Regions from separate parts of the Homo sapiens genome. Here region 2 is linked to region 1. The links are chromatin contacts, found by Hi-C or POLR2A ChIA-PET in ENCODE. All regions are on one chromosome and are shown on one strand. The core of a region is the stretch at or near the end of the contact, and the rest is flanking DNA. Distances in the headings are between cores, read along the strand shown. Region 1 has its middle 190 kb from the start of LINC02104. Region 2 has its middle 5.7 kb from the start of LINC00603.

The links. A loop is a pair of places that touch in the nucleus more often than their neighbours do. ChIA-PET counts read pairs that join two places held with the same protein, here RNA polymerase II (POLR2A).
Region 2: a loop to region 1 is called in a map of PC-3, with 10 times the contacts of the local background. The contact joins two enhancer-like sites. A Hi-C loop is called at or near these places in 1 of 168 maps with a recorded cell type or tissue (PC-3). POLR2A ChIA-PET finds 5 or more read pairs at or near these places in 1 of 52 experiments (PC-9).

The regions. Positions count from the first base shown.
Region 1 is chr5:39,711,741-39,715,819 of GRCh38, reverse strand. No RefSeq gene overlaps it. Among named protein-coding and RNA genes, the nearest start is that of LINC02104, 190 kb to the right of the region's middle. Within about 2 kb of position 2,024, at least 3 of the 41 ENCODE cell types and tissues checked have a DNase peak (open chromatin) inside an H3K27ac peak, as active enhancers do; they include PC-3, where a contact is called at or near this core.
Region 2 is chr5:40,044,604-40,048,639 of GRCh38, reverse strand. No RefSeq gene overlaps it. Among named protein-coding and RNA genes, the nearest start is that of LINC00603, 5.7 kb to the left of the region's middle. Within about 2 kb of position 2,304, at least 2 of the 41 ENCODE cell types and tissues checked have a DNase peak (open chromatin) inside an H3K27ac peak, as active enhancers do; they include PC-3, where a contact is called at or near this core.

The DNA of each region.
Region 1 (4,079 bases), core at 775-3,274:
TCTTTTTTGTATGGTGTGAGTTTTCACACTGTTCGAGAAATCTTTGTTTAAGAAGATCTTCATGAAACACCAACTATTTAAAGGTCTTAAAGATTTTCCCCTATTTTCTTCAGGAAGAATTATTGTTTTTCTTTTTATATTTAGGTATATGATATACCCCTAATTTTTGCCTATCCCATATATCGTAGGTCAAAGTACATATTTCCCATATAGATTTCCAGTTGACCTAGATCTTTCTAACTCGCAGAACTGCGACAATGCTTTTGTCACATATCATCTCATATATCATGTATGGAACTGTCTCTGGGCTCTATATTTTAGTTCATTGGTATGATTGTGCTTGTACTAATCTTACATTGTCTTAATTGCTGTGCTTTTGTAACAGGTCTTTACATCTGGTACTGTATAGCTTTCATTTGTTCTCTTTTGAGATTACCATAAGTATACTGGATCTGCATTATAGAAAGTGCACAAATTTTCAAAAAAAGATGGAATTTTGATTGAGATTGTATTCAAGCCATAGATCAATTTTGGAAAAATTGACATAAAAAAGATTGAGTTCCAAATTTTCCTTCCATCCTGTAGGTTGCCTTCCATCCTGTAGGTTGCCTTAAACACAGCCTTAGCTGCATTCCATATGTTTTAAAATATATGTGAATAACCTTTTCTTTATTGGAAACCCCTTTCAGTGGTTCAAATATCCTGCAAGTAGATATATAGTTAATAATTGCCTACTACGAGTGAAGCACAAGGTCCAAGATTGAATAATTTTAAATGATATTTTGGAAGAATATGGAGAGGAGATATTAGAGAGGAGTATAAAAGAGCTAACTTTTCATCTTATTTACTAGGAAGACAACAGATGACATTTAAGACAAAAAATAAGGAAATATTAGGATAAACATGATATTTTCAAATACATAGGTAAATACCAGAAAATAAGAAACTTTTAAAAAGCTAAAATTGACTAGCCCAGGTAAACAGAAATAGTGAGTACCAAAAAGTGAGTCAGAGGGCTTTTTTTCCTACTGCATAACTCTAATTTTTTAGTTCCATACATGTAGTTGTTTGACAATAAACATCATTTTTATTTAATTTATTAAAAAGACTTTTAAAGAAGATAGAATTTTGTGAAAGATTTGATATTTTCCTTGAAGAACACAATGTTTTAAGCCTAAAATATAGCTAAAATACATTTATGCCACAACATTTCCTTAAGGAAATTGTGTTTCTCAGAAAACACTGAAATGTCTAATTTCTTCTCACACCTGATTTGTTAACGACTAGTTGCAATATAACATTATACTCAAATTCTAAGTTGTCCAAACAAGCACAAGTCTGAAGTCTAAAATTAGCTACTATCTATTGGATTGTGGCCCAGGTAAATTCGTTTGTTCAGTGAAGCAAAAATACTATACATGTGGAATAGTTTAAATATTATTTTTTAAATGTATTATTATTCTTGTATGTATTTGGCTTATGTTTCAAAAGGAAATAAAGCATAGAAAAATGCACAGTTCACTACTGCCCTCTGCTGCATGGAAAGGTGAAGAGAAAAGTGCTAAGAGAAGACCTGCTACCTGGCCTGCAGTGATCTGATTTGGGAATTCAAGCCATGTCATGTCTTCTAGTAAAATGACTCCACCAGCCATTCTCTCTGTAAAATATGCTGACTGAGAGTCCTTGCAAAATGGACCTTGGATTAAACTGCTAGTATTTTTAGAACACCTTCAGATTTTGAGAGAAAAGAGAGTCATTTAAGAAAATAATTCATCAGACAAGATGTTCATGAAGCAGCTACTATTTCAGAGACAGCTCGGGAAGAAAAGTATCTTATTACTACTAGGTCAGTATGGCCAGTCAATGATAAAATCCTATTGTTATAAACTGACATAAGCCAATTTGATCCTTTAGAAGCTATGAAGTCTTTTTTCAGTATGTGTTAAAAGACTCCAGCTATGGGAAGGGAAGACTACATCCCTCTCATTAACAGGCAGCCTGCTGCAATAGGAGCAAATCTTTAACCGTTTTCTGCCAAACATAATGTTTATTGGCAAACAGGAAGAAGAAGTTATCCAACCTAGTCATGCAAGCTGGGAGGTTTCTCTGTCCTCAGGCACTCCCACAAGCAAATGTCAATGCCAATCTTTCAGCAGAATTGGCCAACTCTCTTGTGAGGCCACAAAATGACTCCTCTGTGAAATAAAGTAGGATAGTGGTGGGGGGAGTGGGAGGCAGAACCAAATATAGCATCTACTCTGAAAGACAAAAATATTTTCTTACATTGACAAAGTAATATTATCTTACATAATAAAACTAAAAATTATTTCTGAGTGTTATCTCACTCCTGATTCTTTTAAAATCCTTTGCAACATTTAAACTGTGTCCCTTAATGCCTTTCTGGTGATGACGTCACTTGCTGGATGGTCTTCTACCAGCAGGGATTTCCCACATTGGTTGGGAATATATTCTTGGGTCCTTTATTTTGAGGCTGATGAAATGATCTCATTTTTTTTGTCAGGTAAGGTGACAAATTTCTCTGTGATAGGAGTGGGGATACTGGACAAAACAGAGCTTTGGTTTTGAGCACTTTTTCAGATATCTGTTGGTCATTTGCATGTGACCTTTAAAAAAAGGTTTATTCAGGCCCTTCACCCACATTTTTATTTAGGTGCTTGTGTTTGTTCGCATGTTTTTCTATTGATTTTCGTGACTTCCTTACGTATTTCGGCTATTAGTCATGTATTGTATATATGGTTTGTAAATATTTTCTTCCATCCTGTAGGTTGCCTTTTCATTTTGTTGTTTGTTTCCTGTGCTGTGCAAACACTTTGTAGTTTGATGTAGACCCACTTGTTTATATTTGTTTTTCATTACCTATGCTTTGAGGGTCATATTCATAAAATCATTGTCAAGACTAATGTCATGAAGCTTTTCTTGTGTTTTCCTCTAGGATATTTACGACTTCAGATATTATGTATGTATAAGGCTATTTTGAGTTGAACTTTGTGTATTGTGTAAGATAAGAATCCAATTTTATTCTCTTGCATATGGTTATCTGGTTTTCCAAGCACCATTTACTGAAGAGACTATGCTTTCCCCTTGTGTATCCTTAGTACTTTTGTACCCATGCATGGCTTTATTTCTGAACTCTCCATTCTATTCTGTTGGTTTATGTGTTGGTTTTTGTGACAGTAACATACAGTTTTGATTACTGTAGCTTTATAATGTATGAAAAAGTGCTGTGCTCAACATCATTAATCATCAGGAAAATGCAAATCAAAACCACAATGAGGCATCACCTCACACTTCTTAGGATGGCTATTATCAAAAAGCCAAATGACAAGTGTTGGCAAGAATGTGGAGAAAAGAAACCCTTATACTGTTGATAGGATTCTAAATTGCTATAGCTATTATAAAAAAGAGTATACAGGTTCCTCAAAAAATTAAAAATAGAGCTACAATATGATCCAGCAATCCCACCTCACTGCTGAGTATGTATCCAAAGGAATTAAAAACAGTTCTTGAAAATATATCTTCACTTCTATTTTCACTGCAGTTTATTCACAATAGCCAAAAGGGAAACAACTTGTGTCCATTGATGAATGAATGGATAAAGAAAAAATGGTGTGTGTGTATTTATATTTATGTTTATATACAATGAAATATTATTCAACCTTAAAAGAGAAGGAAATCCTGCCATGGATGAACTTAGAGGACATTATCCTAAGTGAAATAAGCCAGACACTGCAAGACAAATACCACATGATCTCACTTACATGTGGAATCTGAAGAGAAACTCATAGAAACAGAGACTGGAGATGGTTGCCAAGGGCTGGGGGATTAGGGAAAGGGGGGATTGGTCAAAGAGTACAAGCTTTCAGTATAAGATGAATAAATTCTGGAGATCAAATGTACAGCATGGTAACTATAGTTAATAATAATAATAATAATAATAATAATAATAATATTAGTCTGGTGCAGAAGTAATTGCAGTTTGCCATTACTTTCAGTGGCAACATTAGATACTTGAAATTTGGTAAAAATAGATCTTAAAGGTTCTCAGCACTACAAACAAA
Region 2 (4,036 bases), core at 1,055-3,554, 330 kb before region 1:
TAAAACTATTGGAGAAATTGAATAAAATGAGTGAAGAGAATTCATTCCTAAACTTCAAGAACAAAGAAAAACAAAAATTATTTGAAGCAGAATTTGTTAGTAGTGAGGTCAGGCTGAATTAATCTACCAGGAAAATGAAAAAAGAATTGTTTGTTACATAAAATATTAAAACTTTTTTTTGCTATGACCCATCAGATTAATTCTGGGAAATAGCTGGAATTTATTAGGTATGAATTTTAGTTTAGCATTTCTTTTGGGATATTTGGTAAGACTTCAGAATGCTTCAAATATCTGGGAAATTTTTCTATGTTAGGAGTACATTTTAAAAATTAAACATACACTGTTCTTTTCTTTTTTCTTTTTCTTTTTTTTTCTTTCTTTTCTTTTTCTTTTTTTTTTGAGACAGGATTTTGCTCTGTTTCCCAAGCTAGAGTGCAGTAGCATGATCACGGCTCACTGCAGCCTTAACCTCCTGGGCTCAGGGCTCAGAGGGTCCTTCTGCCACAGCCTCCCAAGTTGCTGGGACCATAGGTGCATGCCACCAGGCACAGCTAATTTTTAAAATTATTTGTAGACACGGGAACTCCCTACATTGCCCAGGCTGGTCTCGAACTTGTGGGCTCAAGTGATCATCCCATGTCAGCTTCCCAAAGTGCTGAGATTACAGATGTGAGCTACTGTGCTTGGCCAAGTGTTTTCTAATTAGCAAGAAGTTCACATATATTTCTTATTTATGTGGTTTTGATACTGGATTCCAGTGGTGTGTGTTTTTACTACTTGATTCCCGGTGGCAGTATCTCAAGAAGGAAAAGTCTATTATCGGGAGACAAAAATGAAAAACAGCAGGTGAATTGGAAATCAAATGCACATACACAATCCATAGTTCTCATATACCTCAACACTTATATTTCAACCCTTATGACTGTCTTCCCTCTACCCCTCTTCAAGTAGTGGTAGTAAATGTTTGAATTTCAAATCTAATCCCCAAGATCATGCTCCCTTGATTCACTGTCTTCACTCAAATACCCATGATGAAATGCTAGCTCTGAATGGTAGTTTTAAACTTTGCTCCATTAAAGCTATGTAATCTTGATCTCATGCTACATTTAAATACATGTGTCACCTAAAGAAATCACTATATCAAATAAATGTCTGCATTCCATGTTCATTGCAGCACTATTCACAATAGGCACGATATGGAAGCCACCCCAAGTATCCATCAACAGATGAATGGATAAAGAAAATGTAGTACACACACACAATGGAGTACTATTCAGCCATAAACAAGAATGAGATCCTCTCACTGGGCTTTTAATTCTTTCAAAGTAGACCCTAGCTGTGAGATTTAAAATCAGGTCTTAGTTTTAACCTTAACATTGATAAATAAGATTCACTAGTACTACAGCAAATATTTTACCTTATGGAGGAAGGATTTGCTTGAATATGATATAATTTCAGTTCAGTCTTTTAATCTGCAATTTTATTTTCTTGATACACCACAAAATATTTTATGAACAGCAATGTGCAAACAATATGGGCACAGGTTCTAATGAAAGGAAATGAAATGGCTTCCTGGGAAAAGAACATGAGTTGTGGTTTGACTCATACCAGAGGCCAAAGCAAATGTGAGCCAACAATGAAGGAGGCTGTGTCTGACTTTGAATTCTAGTCACTGTAAAATAACTCATTGCTCACCAAGCAAGACATACACTGTTCAAATTGACTGGATGTGTTACTTATTCAAACTCGGAGAAGAGCTTAAAATTCAAGCTGTTGCCTGGGACAAAGGATTGGCTGTACTATTCACTTTCTGAGATAAACCTCTTCAACATTGTTGGCAATTTGCAAAGTGTAAAGGGTATAGTTTTTTACTTTTGGACAGCTGTTGTTTTGCATGCTCTCTCTATTATTTAGGTGTATATATTTGGATAATTGTTTAAATTCCTCTTAGTCATAGTTTCCTTATCCTAAGAAATTACTACTGTTTGTCTTTTTGATAGTGTTGTAAAGATTAAATGAAATGATGTAAATAAAACCTCCAGAAGACTGCATGGGAAGAAACACCAAAAGGAAGAGCCAATGAAAGTGATGGAAGCCAGGAAATTGCAATGTCCCTCTTATATGATCTCTCCAATCCTTAGGCATAAACCAACTCTGATACCTACTGGACTGTGCTTTTTGGCTCACTATCTCTCTCTGTCAATAATGAACATTGTAAAAGAAGGCACTTTCTTTAAATTTCAGAGTTTGGCACAGTGGCTGACTCATAGGTGGTCATCATTAAAAGTTTGCCTGTGAAGTGAATAAAAGAATGGCCTCAGAGATGATATGACTTGAGAGAGATTATGTTAGTAGAGTTAGCTAAGACTTGGGACAACGGATCCATGGGTAAGGTACAAGCTATTAATCTCAAGTGCTCTTCTAGCAAGGCTGCGTTAGTGAGAATTTCTGTAAACCACAGATTTTAAGAAATTTCTTGACAAATAAAATGAAAATACCTGGAGCTTGAAGATCTATGAATCTGTAGTTTTCACAAGCTCCCAGTTTATTCTGATACATGTTTAGATTTTTTGGCAATTTAAAAATTCTTGGCAGTCTTACTCATAATTCGACAAATGCTTGATATTAGGGTGTTCAAGATGAACCAGCCAACTCTTGACAAATGGATAGAGAACAGTACAGTCAATTAGGAAAGGAAATTCTGGGCAATCTGGTGGGGTGTTTGTGTGTGTGTGTGTGTGTGTGTGTGTGTGTGTGTGTGTGTGTGTGTGTATTAATCATCTTTGATGGTCTTACCCAAAATTATCTGATTATTAGAATTAGGGCAGAAAATGAGAATAAAATAAATCTGAAAACAGTGTGGCAGGGTTGGAATCCTATCTTTCTTACAGGTAGGTTTACTTATCTATAAAATTAAGAAAATTGTATTTCTTATAATGCTCTTTGAAGACTAAACGAGATAACCTGTGCAAAGCACAATGCTTCACGTAAGCATATGCTCTATTTATATCCGTTTCTTCTTCCTCCTCCTTCTTCTTCCTTTCTCTTCTTCCTCTTTTTCTTCTTCATTTTCAAAGCTAAAACCCATTCTATCTTCCTCATGAATTTTCACCTGACTTTGCTAGTTCATAAATATTTAGCTGTATTTGAAACAACATATAAATTATACTAAAATTTTATAATTTAGTTCTATATTGTTTGAACAATGTTTTTTTCCAGAAATTATCTTTTTTTATTCTTTTAGCTTTATCTTCTGAAGCAAAACATATGCTTAACAATAGTCTGTATAGCAAGTACATCTGTGTTGGGCTGGATATGCAGTAGGTTTCACAAACACGTGTTATATGCATAATTCTGTTTTACAGAGCAATACCAATTACAGTACCTCCCACTGGAATATTGTTGATAATCATCCACAACAACAACAAAAATTGAGTGATTCTTGTCACTTTGTAGCATGCACTTACAAAATTGATTCCAATCACGGAAACATACCAAGAAAAAATGCTATGGTTTTAAAAATAGGTCATACACATGTTCCTGAGGTCAGAATTCTAAACACTGGTTAAATTTCTACATTTTGTACCTGTAACATTTTTCCATCATGTCTCAAGGTAAAGGCATTAAGATTTTTTTAAATGATTATAAAAGTACTTAGTTGCTAAAATAAAAAAGGAAAGAAAAAAGAAGAAAAATTTCCTTCATAGTTGGAGAAAACTGACAAATTTTTATTTTCTATCAGTATTTTTCCATGCCTCCCTCCCCCTCTTTCTCTCCCCTCTCCTTCTCTTCCCTCCCTCTCTTCTCCTCTGCTCCTTTCCCTCCTCTGTACTCTCTCTCTGCACACACACACACACACACACACACTCTCTCTCTCTCTCTTTCTGTCTCTCTCTCTCTTTCTGTTTCTCTCTCCTTCTGTGTCTCACACACACACACTACACAAACGTTTCACAAATTATAATCATATGTCTTCCTACTCTCTTCTATTCTATTCTATTCTATTCTATTCTATTCTATTCTCTTTTCTTTTCCT